Linked DNA regions of Homo sapiens: region 2 is linked to region 1. A link is a loop called in an ENCODE intact Hi-C map of the cell type or tissue named here. Cell type or tissue: K562. All regions are shown on one strand. Links, peaks and the distances in the headings refer to the core of each region. The heading gives the core; the rest is flanking DNA.

Region 1 (8,615 bases), core at 135-8,134:
CTGTATTAGCTGTTTCTCTTTGCCTCCAATTCCTGGATTTGTGATTCTCTCTCTATTCATCAAGTTAGATATTATCTATTGATTTCATTTTGTTGGTGGTGAGGCTATTAGCGCTGCTACTCTTCCTCTGCCCCTTCTCCCATTCTCCCATTCTCCCAACGTAATTGTATCACATCTTTTGGTAAAATCCATATTCAGTTCAATTAATATGACTGTAAATATTGTTTTCTGATGAATCAAGAAAAGTGTTGAGATTACATTTTTTCTTGCATATCTTTTAATTTATTTTGAAGTTGGCAATTGCTTACGTTTTTCCATTTGCTTAGATTTCATTGAACCAATTGTAAGTGTTCCCACAATAAACCAACAGCTGTGTAAAATGCTTCTCAACAAAAACTTTCACATGACCAACCTCTTAGATAATCTAATAGTAGTTCCATTTTCTTCCTCCTGGCACCATCCTTCCTGGAGCCCCCAGTCCCACCTAATTCACACAGGTTATTTTCTGGGCTTGCCACCTGGCCTAGTCTTATCTGTTGGTCTTCAGGGACTTCCTTTGGTCATCATTCTGGAGATGCCCTTCACCTGACTCCTGTGTGTAATCCCCTGTTCCTTGGATCTTTCTTGGTTTATTTCATCATTTGGTGGAACAAATCATCCAGTAGTTTCCTGAGAAAGGATATGTGAAAAGAACGTCTTTGTGTGATGTTACTTTTATAAAAATGTGTATATCCTATCCTCACCCATAATCAAAGGTTTGTTTTGGTGGGTGAGTATAGAATTCTAGGTTAAAAATCATTTTTACTAAGATTTTCAATGGCATTATTCCATTAGCTTCCAGCTCTTAATGTTGTTGAGAAGTCCGGTAGTATTCTTTTACTCCAATCCTTTGGAATGATTTTTTTTTTCTCTTTGAAAGCCTTTTGTCTTCCTCTGAATTTTTGTTTTTATTCTGCTGGCTTCCACCTACGTTATTGGGGGATTTAATCACATCTCCCGTGATTTTTGTGTATCTTTTCTATTCATTTTGTGAAATGAAAATAAATCTCAGGACCCCTGAAATCACTAAGCCAAAGGGAAAAGTCAAGCTGGAAACTGTATAAGACAAACCTGCCTCCCATTTTATTACTAAATAAGATAGCTACAAAGAGTTTTTTTTTGTTTGTTTGTTTGTTTTTTAACTACATACCTCCTTCACAATTTGCTCACAAGGAAATTCCTTGTGGATAAAGGATAGACAGAACTCAAAGTCATCCGTCTGTTCACCTGAGACAACTGCCTATCTGACTGCTTACTCTGCCCTATTGTTTCACTAAGGCGGACTGACATAAGTGTCTACTCCTCTACTCTATTCTCACATGTAAATTGTATATTCAGTGAAAGGCTAATCAGAAACTCAAAAGAATGCAAACTTTTGTCTTTTATCTATCTAAGACCTGGAAGCTTCTTCTTCCCCTTTGAGTTGTTCTGCCTTTCTGGATCAAAACAATGTACATCTTACACATATTCATTGATGTCTCATGTCTCTCTAAAATGTATAAAACCAAGCTGTGCCCTGCCCACCTTGGGCACATATCATCTGGACCTCCTAAGGCTGTGTCAGGGGCACATCTTTAACCTTGGGAAAATAAACTTTTGAAATTGATTGAGATCTGTCTCAGATACTTTTGGGTTAACAAATTATATTAAATAAAACAAGGCATTTGAAAGATGTTTGGAAGCTATTTATATGTTGGTGGCCCTGTCTTCTGATGGCCTTTACTAGATTATAAACAGATGGCCAGCAAACTTTTTCATTTGGTATCCCTACAATTAATATAAGTAGGTCTCTTCTCCGGTGGTATTCGATTTCTCCAGAGAAGGATCACCCCGTCTCTATGAGTGGAGGGGAAAGAGGTAGTGCCGCTAAACCTGGCAGAGAAGGGCATGGAGGCTCTTACTTTCCTCTTTTCAGACTCTAGCACCTCACTGCCAGCTCTCCTCTGTGTGGTACCTGATTTCCTAAGACTTTCTAGCTTAGCTTTTCCATAAACCCATCTTCCTATTTTGTAGAGTGGGTGGGAACCTAGACATCTAGGGGCTTCTTACACACTCTTACTCCCTATTTTCACTCCTTCACCTAGCCTCTGTCTTCCAGGTACCTGATGCCACCAATTCCTGAGTTTTTCTGCTGTTCAGTGGAGTGGACTATCGCCTTCAAATTAGCCTGGCCCTGGGCAGGTACGTTAGTTTGACCTTCCTCCTCTTTAGTTCAGTGCTGCCCCTAAATGGACTTCTCCTTGGAGGAGATGGCTAGAAAATATAAAGTTCATTGATTATATCTATAAGCACCTACTGAATACCACTTGGGTACTGGGAATAAAAAGATAAATAAGATCCAGTCCCTGACCTCAAGGAGCTCATAGGCGAATTGTCAAGAGAATCACATAAACAAACAACTGCAGTACAGTGTTAAGAGTGTAGCAGTCCAGATGCTTAGAAGACATAGAGAGAAAAGAGGCTGTAATTTCCTCTGCAGGAGCAGTGTTTCAGAGCGGTGACACAAGCTGAGTTTTGAAAAACATAAATACGAGTTTACCAGCCAAATAGGAAGAGGCAAAATATTCCAAGAAGAGGGACAAAAACATGGGCAAAGGTTCATTTCTTCATCTGTTTAAACATATTTATTAAGAGCTTGCACTAGGTAGTCATTGGGAATACAATTCTTTTGTTGTTGTTGTAGAGACAGGGTCTCACTCTGTTGTCCAGGCTGGAGTACAGTGGTACAATCACAGCTCACTGCAGCCTCTACCTCCTGGGGTTAAGCAATCCTCTCACCTCAGCTTCCTGAGTAGCTGGGACTACAGGTGCACACTACCACACTGGGCTAATTTTTTCTAATTTTTAAATTTTTTTTGTAGAGACAAGGTCTCACTATGTTGCCCAGGCTGGTGTTGAGTTCCTGGTCTCAAGCAATCCACCTGCCTTGAACTCCCAAAGTGTTTGGATTACAGGCATGAGCCACCATGCCTGGCCAGGGATACAATTCTGAACAGAACGAAGTCCCTGTTCTTGAAGTTTGCAGAATGACAAAATCAGACAATCAAATTATCAGACAAATATCTAATTACGAACTGTGATAATTGTCACAGATGGAAAGTAATAAGAATGGTAGGGTTGGGAGGGAGGGGTCCCAGCATGGTGTATTCAGGGAACCATAAGCAATTCTATATGGCTGGATAGGAGCAGAACGCCCAGCTATCTTGGACGGGGCAACAAGTCAATTGTTCCCATTTTACCCTTGGGCTGATCCATACTCGTAAACAGTTCTTCAACCCCTGGACAGATTATTATGAATTCTACAGTTCTTTCCTTCTTTCAGTAAGTTTAGCTTTTCTGAGAATTTCACTTACTTTTAAAAATTATGAAGACTCAAGTGAGACTTAACCTGTCATATGGCTGCTTGCTGCCTCTGTCAACATGTTCGAGTCCATCTGGAGTTTCTCAGAATCTTTCCATGTTTTGTTTTGTTTTTTTTTTAATGTCTCCAAACAATTTAGCATCATCAGCCACATTCTCCAACTTAGAGTTCACCTTTTCTTGCCAAATGCATTAAGCACACTAACAGTTGGAAATTTATTTTTATTTTTATTTTTTGAGATGGAGTCTCGCTCTGTCACCAGGCTGCAGTGCAGTGGCGCCATCTCGGCTCACCGCAACCTCCGATGGCCTGGTTCAAGCGATTCTCCTGCCTCAGCCTCCCGAGTAGCTGGGATTACAGGCACGCACCACCATGCCCAGCTAATTTTTGTATTTTTAGTAGAGACGGGGTTTCACCATGTTGGCCAGTTTGGTCTCAACCTCCTGACCTCATGATCCGCCCACCTTGGCCTCCCAAATTGCAGGGATTAAAGGTGTGAGCCACCGCACCCAGCCAGAGACATTTTTAAAAGCTGACTTTGGATATACTCTCTCTTCTCCTATTAGAAATGACTAGTATGTTTTATTCTCATTTAGCAAACCAAGACTGCTAAGATTTCTGCTTGTGTGATATTATCAAGTTGTGGTGTCACTGGCACTGGCTTCCAGGTTATACCAGGCTGGGTTCCTCATTTGCACACTAACATCTACAGTGTCCAGATCTACATTTATAGAGAATACACACCTAGTGCAGCCTATTAAATGTTTCACCTAGAAATGATGTCCAGGGCACCCCACTCAGACTGACCACCAAAGGCCCTCAGCAAAATGGCCAAGTAGGTATAGTTTGCCTTTGGTGCCTACTCATAGCCCCCATCTTTGCCTCATCCCCATGTCCTTTTTCCCCAGCCACAGTTTTTTTGCGTTCAGCTCTACTGCAAAAAAAAAAAAAAAAAAATTTAGAGGCACAAGGGAGGCATTGAGAGAGATGAAGAGAATTTTTTTTTTTAATGACTCTGACAGTAAATGATTCTTTCTGGGGGCATGCGGATGCTTATGTGTCCACCCCCAAACTGCTCTTACACATCTTCAAAGAGGCCCTCAGAGAAGGAGAAGGGGGTCTGTGGGAACAAGATAAGGGAGAGAAAAGGTTCAGAAAGGAGAAGTTCTGATGACAGCCTTGCCCTTGACAGCAGAAGAGAAGATATCTACATTTCTGGGTAACAGATAAGGATAAAGTTGAACACCATGTCAGGTTTTTTTGGAGACTTTGTACTTCCCCATGTTGTTATTTTTGTTATTACCTTCTGTTTTTCCATGATAATTAGTCCCAAACGAAGCCCTTAAAATGGAAAGGGTCAGTGTATTTATTTTGGTGCACAGCAAGAAGGGAGTATATCCCACCCTACATTCACTCTTGAAGAAAAATGAGAACCAAGAACTTGAAAGTTTAACTGGGAAGTCTGAGAGTTCCCCAACAATCCTTAGAGCAATGCAAACCTCCTCAACTCCAAATGCTCCATGTTTTAACGTGACCTTTCCTTTCTTACCCTTAATCCAAACTTCAATGTGGGTAAAACAGGAAGAGAGAGTACCTGGATCACCATGGCAAAATCGGAGAAGGCGTCACAGAAGAGGAAGATACGTATGCGCTTCTTAATGTGGCATCATCTCTAACAAAATACTTGCATAATGCACATACATCAGCCACAGTGCCTGGGTCAGCCTCCACGGTATCTTCAGGGCAAGCATCACTTTCCATTTCCCAAAAGGAATAGCTACTTTCTATTTTGTTTTTGGAAAAGGAAGGTAGGGCAGAGTGAGCCCTAAGAGAAACATCCAGTGGAAACATGTTTTAGAGTCTGCTAGATTCACTTCAGAGCCCGTGATTCTCTTGCATGTATTCCTGAAAGTGATTATATTAACCAGACACAAATGGGAAACATTTTACATTAATGACTATAGCTGTGTTCCCTTTATCTTGCCAAAGAAAGTGTCTATATGTTTTCCTTTTATTCTGTTAATTATTCAGCATCAATGAAAAGTACCCTTGCAAAATTTTTTTACCAAAACCAGGTTTCCTATGTCACTTTCATACATAATAGGAAATGAAGACCCTGAATCAGCCCATCAGAAGCAGGAGATCCCTTTCGTCGACCTTCTCATTCCATCTCTATGCTGGAGCATTCTTGTGACCTAACCATATTGAAACTGCCTTTGCAAAATATGACTGAGACAGTGAAAGAGGTATAACTTCACCAATTCCATCTTGGTTCTAACCTCCAAGCTCTCCTTGATCATTCCTAGGCATAGGCTGAACTAACTTTGGGAGAAACTTAGTTTATAGTTTACAATTTAAAACAGACATGGTAACAGCCCTTTCCTAAAGCAGGCCTCCTTCTTGCCTGGGAACTAGATTGCCTCCGTAGGACTAACATTAGCCACAAGATTAGAAATTATGGTTTAGGAGTCACGCAACTGGAGGCTATAAGATTCTGACCCTCCCTAAACTGCTCCTAAGATCAGTGCTTGAGATATTTTGCAGACCCTGCACTTGATGGATCAGCTGGCACTACCCAGATCAATAAACTGGCTCATCTGATCCTGGGTGGCCCACCCAGGAACTGACTCAGTTCAGGAAGACAGCTTCAACTCCCTGTGATTTCATCCCTAACCAATCAGTACTCCCGGCTCCCCCCATCCACCAAGTTGTCCTTAAAAACTGCTCCAGAGTCTCGGGGAGACTGATTTGAGTAACAATAAAACACCAGTCTCCCGCACAGCGAGCTCTGTGTCAATTACTCTTTCTCTATTGCAATTCCCCTGTCTTGAGAAATCAGCTCTGTCTAGGCAGTGGGCAAGGTAAACCCCTTGGGTGGTTCCAAATTGTTTACCTTCCAGTCTTCTAGGATGACCTACCATACACATCCTCAAGAGTCTCTTGAGTAGCACCCATTTCCTTCTCTAGCTTCCCTTCCCTTTGCTTCTTGGGTTTGGGGCTGGTGGCTGGAAGGAATTAGGAGGCTATAGCCTGTTTTAGGGTAGAGTGCAGTAGAGTAGTGGTTATGAGGGTGGCCTCTGCAGTCTCACTGCCTGTATTACAATCCTTGTTTCCTCCACTTAACAGCAGTGTTGCCTTGAGCAAATATCTAAATTCCCAAAGCCTATAAAATGAGGATCACAAACCCTTAACATAGCCAGGTTGACAGTGGCACAAACCTGACTTCTGCTAAAATAACAACTAATAATCCCAAATTGGGTACCCCACTTACACTTGTCAGTAAAGACAACTGACAGCCCTAATCCTGAGTGGGCATTCCACCTGAGTGGGAAGACAACACTTCTAAGCAGCCCAGCACTTATATAATATCTAATCAATAAAGCCAGATATTGCCAGCCAATAAGAGACACTCTAAGACTTGGTTTTTTAATATAGAAGAGAGCTAGTTTGTGGTTTTAGCTTTAGAAGATGTGGTAGCCAACCCCAAGGTGGCCCCCCAATGATCTACACCTCCAGGTATTCATGCCCTTGGGTAGTTCTCTCCTACATTGTGTCAGAGTTGGTCTATGTGATGGATAGAATATGGCAGAAATGATGAAATGTCAATTACAAGGTTAAGTTACAAAAGACATTGTGGCTTCTGCCTTGCTTTCTCTTGTACTGCACTTTCTCAGGGACGCCCATTGCCATGGCTTGAGGCCTAGAGAAGAGGCCCATGAGGCAAGGAACTGAAGTCTTCTTCAGTCTTCCTACATCCAGCAAGGAACTCAGGTCTTTTCAATGAGTGCAGTCAGCTACCACTCTTGCCAAGAGCCATGAGTGTCTGTCATCTTAGAAGCCAATCCTCCATCCCAATCAAGCCTTCAGATGACTGCAGGCTTGGCCAACATCTTGTCTACAACTTCACGAGACACTGTAAGCCAGGAACGTTCAGCTAAGCTGCTCCTAGATTTCTTACCCTTGGAAACTGTGAGATAATAAATGTTTGTTGTTTTAAGCTGCTAAACTTGAGGTAACTTTTGGGAGTACCCAGCAATACACAACTAACATAAAACACTTTATCTGTCTTTTTTTTTTTTTTTTTTTTTGAGACGGTGTTTCGCTCTGTCCCCCAGGCTAGAGTGCAGTGGTGTGATCTCAGCTCACTGCAATCTGCACCTCCCAGGTTCAAGTGATTCTCCTGCCTCAGCCTCCCAAGTAGCTGGGATTACAGGCATGCGCCACCATGCCTGGTTAATTTTTGTATTTTTAGTAGAGATGGGGTTTCACCATGTTGGCCAGGCTGGTCTTGAACTCCTGACATCAAGTGATCCACCTGCCTTGGCCTCCCAAAGTGCTGGGATTACAGTCCTGAGCCACCACGCCCAGCCCACTTTCTCTCTTGAACCCCAGCCCCTAGGGCCAAAACTCCACTGTATGCCTGGTCAACAGTAAAATAAATTTCCACTCAGATCTCACACTGTGGCAATAATATGCCTATTTCATCAAGTTGGGAGGATTAAGCAGATAGTGCATGTGAAGTGTTTAGTACGAGCCCAGTACATGGTAAGCACTCAACTAATGCTATTTACCACTATTATACAGAGACATAGGCCTGTGGGTGGTTTCTCTGGCTCTTGGTGTCCAAGAGGCTTAAGGCACAGCATAATTAATGAGGACTTAGAGCTCAGGGGACAGGGAAGGAAATCCGAATGGATCTTCCCCACTCCTAGTAGCTCAGAGGGAGCAAGCCTCCAGCTGCTACAGCCAGGACTCCCTTCTATGCGGGCAGAAGGAACAGGTCAGAGAAGAAACATCCCCTTTTCTTGGTCCCTCAATTGACAAAGCAGTATGTAAAATGATAGAAAAAATGTACCAAGTGAGGAAAGGGAAAGAAACAGGAAGTTAAGGTAGGAAAGTTATCTTCATCTGCTTCTTGATTTTGCCCTGGAACTACCTCGTTTATTTTCAGCTTTCCCTGGGCCAAGCAGAATCTGTGCACAACCATGCATTCTAGAGCTTAGGACAAAGCACAAGTCTACTGTCTAGCATCTGCCTGTGGCCTAGGCCATCTCCGGTATGTATGGGCTGTAAGAAAAGTGGTAGGCTCTGGGGGTGCAAGTCAGGAGGTTTATTACTGGATCATTTATTGTCAGGGGAACCATGCCAGAAGGGAAAGGTAGTTGCTTGGAATACAAAGAACAAAGTGCAGACTCTGATCTGAAAGTCTGTCAAT
Region 2 (8,615 bases), core at 209-8,208, 52 kb before region 1:
ACCCTGCAGGTGTGCCCTGCTACCCATCCAGACTTCACCCTCCCAGGCTCTTGCCATCACTTTACTTCAGCTAGTCAGGATTAACTCTTCCTCCCTATGGGAAACAATACTGACCTTGGAGTCAGACTGACCTGGTTTAAATCTATTAGGTAGAACTAAATAAAATTGCTGTTTTTAATACACCAATGATGGTTAAATATTGGCAATTTCATGCCACTCAACCTAACACCACCTTCTCATTATCATGTTCTCTAAGATAAGATATTTTAAATGCTTTACTTATTCCATGACACAAGTTAGTCACCATTTGCTGTAGACATGCTATGAATTATAAGAGGCTGCAGTGGCATTTCATTCCAGGTTAGTTTAACAAAAAAAATTTTTTGACTCCTCCTTTTTACCACAGGCACTGCTTTTGTGCTGAATACCTGGGTGAGGGGAGGTCCCAGTTCAGTAGGGGCAGATATATAAACAGAGATCTGTGATGTAAGCAGGAATTGGGCAGTATACTCACAGTACAGGGTAGCATGGAGGAGGAGATTGTGAGCTTTTGGGGAACATGGGAGGATGAGGAAATCCTTTCCCCCAGGAGAAATGCCTGGGTGCTGAACAACACAGTGTCATGGGCAACTTTCCAGAGAACCTTGGGCTGGTGGGAGTGTGAGAGAGAGAACATTATCATAAGATGAGACTGGAGAGAAGCTTTGACAACTTGGGGACCCTCTTTACAAAACTAAATACAAAATGCCCACATAAACACATCACCAGGTTTCCTTCCAGTCCCTGAATTTGAAGAGCCCAGACATTTCAGCTTCATTATCTAAAACATCTGCCTTGGCAGGGCCACACTGTAAGGACTGTAAGGGGCCTTGCTAAAGAGCAGGGGCATCCTGGCAGACAATAGGAGCTGCTGAAGGATCTCAGACAGGAAAGTGACATCATCAGATTTGCTTTTTAGAAAAAGCACTCTGAGGGCTGTCTGGAAGACAGATCAGAGAAGTTTGTGTTAGGTGACAGAAAAGCCAATTAGAAAGCTATTTTAATAATCCAGAAGAGAGCCAAGAGCCTGAACATGGCAGAGTTCATGAAGGAGTAGATGAAGCCTCATGTAGCTAAAGCATCTGGGGGGATAGGTGCCCCAGGAGGTCTGGTCTTTCTTCCTCAAAGCCCATCTTGAGCAGGTGGTAAATGCTTTCAAAATCAGGTTCTCCACCTGGGAAGGTCTTTTTTTTTTTTTTTTTTTTTTTTGAGACAGAGTCTCGCTCTGTCACTGCAACCTCCACCTCCTGGGTTTAAGTGATTCTCCTGCCTCAGCTTCCCGAGTAGCTGGGATTACAGGTATGCGCCATCACACCCAGCTAATTTTTGTATTTTTAGTAGAGATGGAGTTTCACTATGTTGGCCAGGCTGGTCTTGAACTCCCGACCTCAGGTGATCCACCCACCTTGGCCTCCCAAAGGGCTGGGATTACAGGCATGAGCCACCGCACCCTGCCTGTGAAGATCTTAAATGAGCTGCACACCAGAGGCTTGTCACCCCATGCACTAATGCTAAACCATGGCACCTTCATGGCCACTCAGGCCTTGTTATTCTTCATTCCTCTCCACTCTGTCATATGCCTGGGTTCTGCCACAGTTTCCTCTTTAATAAATCAGTTATCTGCTCATCTTGAGGTCTGGTCCTGAATACTGGACTGCTTGGCCAGGGCTCTGTAACCTGCTTAATTCCTGCTATACTCTCCCTCTTTCCCCCAAACCTTGGGCTGAGCCATGCCCTCCATGTTCTCCATTCTCCTGAGAAAAGCTCCATTCATCTCCTTCATCTTCCAAGATGCTCTACAGGAGTCTGTTCCTCAGCCATCTTTCTCTGGCTACTTCCCTCTGTCCCCCCCAAAACTCAATGACTTCCTCATCTCTGTGTCTTATGCATGCCTTTATTATTACATGTATTATGCTTTATCATATTTCTTTGCTTATGTGTTTGTTTTTCCACCCCCTTTAGATTCTTGAGATTAGGATCCATGCCTCATATTGTCATTTCCCCCAGTAACTCACAGTCCCTAGCATATAGTAGGGACTTAATAAGTGTTGGATGAACTGACTTGAACTGAATTCACTCCTGTCTGTTTATAATAATACAACACAATACCAACCTGGTCAGAGTCTAACTGTTCTTGTCTTCTTAGGACAGCAGTGCCCCAGCCTGCCTCACTTTGCATATCTCCTGCAATTCCTGCTTTAAGGCCTCCATTCACAGGATTGATTGGCCCCTGTTATTCACACAGAATCAAGCTTGAGTTTATCATGCCCCTGGTGCTGCATATCCTTCTTGGGTATCCTCCTACAGCTGGGCCAGACTCCCCTGGTCTGTCCTTGCTTGGTTCCCACTTCCTCCCAGCCTGCTTCTAAGGCTAAGGGTCCAAGATGCTTTGTGACCTCTCTGGCCATGGTGTTTAGATAAGAAGGAGGTACTTATTCCAAAGGCAGCCAATTCATGGGCTAGACCTTACCTATGGGGCAGCCCAGTGGGAAAAGTGTTGACCAAAAGGATTATATGGGCCAATCAGATTGACAGATTATATAGTGGAGAACATCACTTTCAGACGTCTTCCCTCAGCAGGAGAACTGTAGATGGGGTAGTTTCTCTTTGGAGGGGACTGGGTAGGCCTCATGATTGAGCTCTTTGGTACAATGCTCCAATCTCTTATGTGTCTACATTTTTCTATTCTCATTATTGTCCACCCTTGACAAGAGTCATCTGAGAACCCAAACCCTGTCTAGTTGTACCTTTTATCCCAGCTCCTCACCTAGCCATTAAGAACTGTAGTGGGGTCTAAGGTTTTACCATACAAGCTAAAAAATTATTCTGACATGGTTTCCTTGATGCTGGCAAAAGACATGAGATTCCTGGGTCAGCGACCCTCGGCACAGCAAGTAGCATGAACGTTAGCTTATTTGCATCAGTTGCCCTTGCTCCCTAGTCCCATGCGGACAATGCCAGTGAGCTCAAATGCCTGCAGAAGCTACGGGTTGTGTTACAGTAGAGGAGCTCTGAGCTTAGGGAAGCTAAATCTTTTATAAGGGGCAGTAAACATGCCTGCTCTTTGCTCTGGAAGGAGATACTCTCTTTATTATATTAGACAGTACGCATGGCTGGCTTTTTCTCTAGATGGGGGTATTATCTCCATCTTCCGAGGCTATTTGTATCACAAACATCCTTGAAAAGGTAGTCTTGAATGAAGGACAGTCAGTACCTCACTCATGAGATGTGCAGAGACGTAAGTTATCTATGGGGAGCCGTCTCAATGCTAAGCAGCAGTCTCTGTTCACCCATGTTCTGGCACTGGCATGTTTATTCCACAGGTGACAGGCAACTTTGCTTTTCCAATCCAAATCCCTCTTCCTAGCTATCATCACAAATTTCCTGCTCCATTTGGACATTTCAACCAGATATCTTCAATCGTTAAGTTTAAAATGTCTAACACTATATGCATCTTCCTCCCCTAACTTTTCAGGTTTTTTGCCACCATTTTCCTTGTCTCATCAGTTCAGATCCTAGGAGTCATCTTTAAATCCCATCTTCTTCCTCATCACTTATAACCTAGTCAATCCCAAAGTTCTATCAGCTCTTCCTTTGGAATATCTCATCCTCATTTCTTCCTAGCTTAGAAAGAACTTTATACTGTCATTTGCTTAGTTCAGAATCTTATTTCATTCCTAGACTGCTCAAGGAATGTCCTGACTACTTTTCTAAATGCCTACCTTCTTTCCTTCACACTTCTTAATTCTCTTAAGGCACAGTTTAGATTAAGTCACACTCACTTAAAAATGTTCAGTTTCCCCTGGACTGTTTGATAGAAGAGTCTAACCTTTTCTCCCAAATACTCAAGGCCTGCCCAAATCTGACTAGGCCTTATGTCCTGCCACTATGTTCTGGCTGTGCAGGCATGGTCTCCCTTCTCTATCTGCTGAGTTCACATGTGACAGGTCTAGCTCCCTCCCCATCCCCACCACTCAGAGGTCTGAATACTGTACCTTTGCAAACCCGTTTTGTTCTTTGGTACCTAGTTCTTTTACTGGTGCAGCCTACACTTGTTTCCTTTGCCCAATTATATTTACCTTAATATTTAACCTCAGGCTGCCCCATCAGTCTCCTTAATTGCTTTATGTCTTATGTGTCCAGCTAAGTGTTAAGTTCCTGAAGGTGTAAAAGTATCATTTGTATATTTTTTATACCACTCAGTGATTACTTAGCACATATGTGGGCAAACCATAGAAACACGACTCTCCCATTTCCTGGCCATGTGACTGGACAGTAAATATATGTGCCTTAGTCTCCTCATGTGAAAAATGAGATAGAAATAGTAGCTACATTACAGAGGTGTTGGGATAATTAAATTAGATAATATGGGAAAATCTTAGTACCTTTCCTGCCATATAGGAAGAATTCAATGTTGACTATCAATCTTATAGTGATACACAAATAAATGAATGAACAAATAAACCAATGATGAAATACATAGTTCTCTTTCTTGGAGGACTCCAATTTAGTGAAAGATGATCAGATAATCTTAAAAAAATACTTATGATAGCATTAAAGTGACCATGGTAGAGGCTGGATGGAAGAGGGGGAGTAGCACCTTGCAAAGGGCCTAACTTAATCCTTGAAAAGATGTGTTCTTAGGAATAAGAGAGAACCTGATAAAGTGCGTTATCAACTTATGATATTTTCAACTTACGATGAGTTTATACAAATGTGGCCCCATTATAAGTTGAAGAGCCTCATGAATGCATATCACTTTTGCATCATGGTAAAGTTCAAAACCATAGGTCAAACCATCATAAGCTGCACCAGCATAGTTGGGGGCTGTCTCTTGTAGGATCCAAATGAGCCAGGCCTTCGGTTCCTACTCAAGTTTACTTCCAGCTGCATCCCACTAACTATCTTTTACCATTTGTCAACCATTAACACAACTGTGTAAATGAGATTATCAAATGCTTTTCTGCGAGTGGGTTTTCATGGGCTGGAGGGGGAAGACAGATGGAATATTAAGCCGCTTAGGAGCAGTGGGGAAAGAAACCAGCTGTGTGCAGGTGAAAGCAAACTAAATCAACTTCACTGGTTAGCTGCAGACCAGCTTTCTATGTAGCACAAAAAATAAAAATAAAAAAAAATTTTAATCTACTGCCAGATAAAACTTCTGTAACAGCTTTTCATGTCACAGTAGGGAAATATGGGCTCCACCTGGAGCTCCTGACTCTAAATCTGTTACTATACTTTTAAAATAATGTTAATAGATACAATAAAATGGAATCCTAACTAGTCATTTTGCCATCTGTATGAAAATATTGGCTCTGGAAAAGGGATAGCCTAGTAAGAAACCGAAGACATAGAGATACGTTTTGAGAATCATGTTCCTGGCTTAAAACAGATCACCCATTAGGGAAGGTTGGCTAAGGCCAAGTTTCTCAAGGGCAGAGAAGGGAGAAAAGCTGAGTAGTTTCTTTTTCTGCAGTCACAGTGGAACAGGGCAGCAGAGGGAGGTATATTTTAGTTTCTACTACCTCTTCCAAGGGAAAAAGCAGACCGGGTTCGTGTCTTCTCCACAGAAAAGTGGTAGTATGCCTTAGTCACAATAGGCCCTCCTTGAAACATGAAGTTTCCCGTTGCCACTATCCCAGATCTGTAACCACCCAATGGTTCACCTTGCCCGCTGCCTAGATAGAGCTGATTTCTCAAGACAAGGGAATCGCAATAGAGAAAGAGTAATTCATGCAGAGCCAGCTGTGCTGGAGACCAGAGTTTTATTACTCAAATCACTCTCCCTGAGCATTCAGGAAGCAGACTTTTTAAGGACAACTTGGTGGGTGGGGGGGTTGGGGGGAAGCCAATGAGTGGGGAGTGCTGATTGGTCAGGAATGAAATCACAGGGAGTTAAAACTGCTTTCTTGCACTGAGTCAGTTCCTGGGTGGGGGCCACAAGATCAGATGAGCCAGTTAATTGATCTGGGTGGGGCCAGCTGATCCATCAAGTGCAGGGTCTGCAAAATATCTCAAGCAATGACTGTGGAGCAGTTTAGGGAGGGTCAGAATCTTGTAGCCTCCAGTTGCATGACTCCGAAACCATAATTTCTAATCTTGTGGCTAATGTTAGTCCTACAGAGGCAATCTAGTCCCCAGGCAAGAAGGAGGTTTGCTTTAGGAAAGGGCTGTTACCACCTTTGTTTTAAACTATAAACTATAAACTAAGTTTCTCCCAAAGTTAGTTCAGCTTACACCCAGGAATGAACAAGGACAGCTTGGAGGTTAGAAGCAAGATGGAGTTGGTTAAGTTAGATCTCGTTCACTGTCTCAGTCACAATTTTCCAAAGACAGTTTCAGATCCCCTTCCAGCAGGCGTCTTTCTCTCCTGGGGGCCCCAAACTTTTCTACTACTCCTGAAAACCCAAGCCACCAACTCATGTAATGCAGTTTCTGTGCACAGTGCTACTATAATCTGGGTCAGTGGTGGGTCCAATAAATTTGATGACTCTACCATCTCTTATTCCAATTGTCTCCATTCCCATTTGACTCAATTAAATACTTATTTAGCCAACTGTTTTAAAATTACATTTTAAAATGAACTTGCTAAGAACACAGCTAATGCATTCTGATTAACATATTTTTTCAGCCTCATATTTTGATAAGTGCTGTTGTAGGTTGCATCATGTCCCCCAAAAGGATATGTTGAAGTCCTAACCCCTAATAACTGTAAACGTGACGTTATTTGGAGACAAGGTCTTTGCAGATGTAATTAATTTAAGATGAGGTGTTACTAGATTAGTGTGTGCCCTCAGTCCAATGACTGGTGTCCTTGAAAGAAGGCTGGGAAGAGAAACAGCCATACGAAGATGGAGGCAGAGAATGGGACAACGCAGCTATAAGCCGAGGAAAGCCAAAGATTGCAGACAACCACTAGAAACTAGACAGAGGCAAAGAAGGCTTCTCCCCTGGATCCTTCAGAGGGAGCATGGCCCTTCTGACAACTTGATTTTGGACTTCTAGCTTCCAGAACTGTAAGAGAATATATTTCTATTTTTTAAAGCCAATTAGTTTGTGGTGCTTTGTTATGGCTATCTTAGGAAACTAATACAAGTACTTTCATGTGCATTAATCATTTATTCCTGGTATTGCTACCTACTGCATTCCCAGCACTTATCAGAGTTCTTGGAAGCATAATAAGAGCTCAATTAACACATGTTGAATAAACAAGTAAATTGATTATGTGTACAATCTGTTTCAGTAGAAGTATATGAGTATTTTTTAAATCTATTTCAGTTGTTTACTATTTCAAAGGGTCCATGAACCTATTAATCTGTGCATGTGGACTTAATACATAATTTCTACCACATACATGTACTTCTTATATTAACTGGAGTTATACAAATAAACAAAGCTAACAACTGATGAAAATTGCTCCCAAAAATGTCTGAATAGGTTTATACTTGTTAATAGAAAAATATGAAGATTTACAAAAGCAAGCATCTGTCGTCTTCTCTATATTCTCTCTGAAACTGTCAAAATTTGGTCAGTCATGCCAGAGGTGCTTTATAGCCACTACCACAGCCAAATACTCAACTGTAGATTCTGGTCTGTATAAATAGTCAACACAATTGACTTGGAAAGTAGGGCCAAGGAGGATATAATCCATTATCCTTACATATCTCTTGCTGCTGTCAAGATGTAGGAGTTGCCTCAGATTTGTGAAACAGATGGATCCTTTTGAATCATGACATCTTCATTTTTTCCAAATACTGTTCACTATATTAATGCTATTCTGCACAGGACTGATACTGTACTAGTTCCTAAAACAGTGTTTCTCAAAGTATGCTCCATGGATCACTGGCACCAGAACTGCCTTTTAAAGCTACTATAATTAAAACAGTCTGGGCACGGTGGCTCAGGCCTGTAATCCCAGCACTTCGGGAGGCCGAGGAGGGTGGATCACGAGATCGAGACCCTCCTGGCTAACATGGTGAAACCCCATCTCTACTAAAAATACAAAAAATTAGCCAGGTGTGATGATGGGCACCTGTAGCCCCAGCTACTCGGGAGGCTGAGGAAGAAGAATGGCGTGAAGCCAGGAGGTGGAGCTTGCAGTGAGCAGAGATTGGGCCAGTGCACTCCAGCCTGGGTGACAGAGTGAGACTCCATCTCAAAAAACAAAAAACAAAAAACAAAAAAAAAACAGTGTGGTATTGGTACATGAAAAGATAGACATAGTAGTCAGAGAGAAAGTTCAGAATTAAACCCCAATCCTCATAGAAATCTAGAATATGATTAAAGGGGCAATTCAAATCATGGGCAAAATAATGTGGTATGAAATAGATTATTCAATAAATGCTATTGGGGAAACTGGGTAGCCATCTGCCAAAAAAATAAGTTGGAAACAAATTCTATATCTAGAATGAATTCTGTATGAAGTTTTAAATATTTTTTAAAAATCTGTAAAGGCATTAGAAGAATCTGTAGGATAACTTTTTGTGATCTCAGAGTGGGGAAGCCCTTTCTAAGTATTACATAAAACCCAGAAGTCATTCAATAAAATATTAATGAATTCAATAATAAACTTTTTA

What was found. A loop is a pair of places that touch in the nucleus more often than their neighbours do. Peaks named below come from ENCODE experiments on the same cell type or tissue, not always from the same donor. Only the 100,000 strongest peaks of a DNase experiment are listed, where the experiment ranks them.
Region 2: a loop joins it to region 1, with 2.1 times the contacts of the local background. A loop is called at or near these places in 2 of 110 quality-filtered maps.

Annotation. Positions count from the first base shown.
Region 1 is chr2:48,260,759-48,269,373 of GRCh38, forward strand. It overlaps LOC102724008 (a long non-coding RNA gene), which reads left to right. Exons shown (of 3, transcript XR_001739457.2): 2 at 2,138-2,220. Among named protein-coding and RNA genes, the nearest start is that of FOXN2, 50 kb to the right of the region's middle. In K562, for the core only: no CTCF peak of the experiment used is centred there; a DNase peak (open chromatin) is centred at 4,513.
Region 2 is chr2:48,208,805-48,217,419 of GRCh38, forward strand. No RefSeq gene overlaps it. Among named protein-coding and RNA genes, the nearest start is that of FOXN2, 100 kb to the right of the region's middle. In K562, for the core only: no CTCF peak of the experiment used is centred there; no DNase peak of the experiment used is centred there.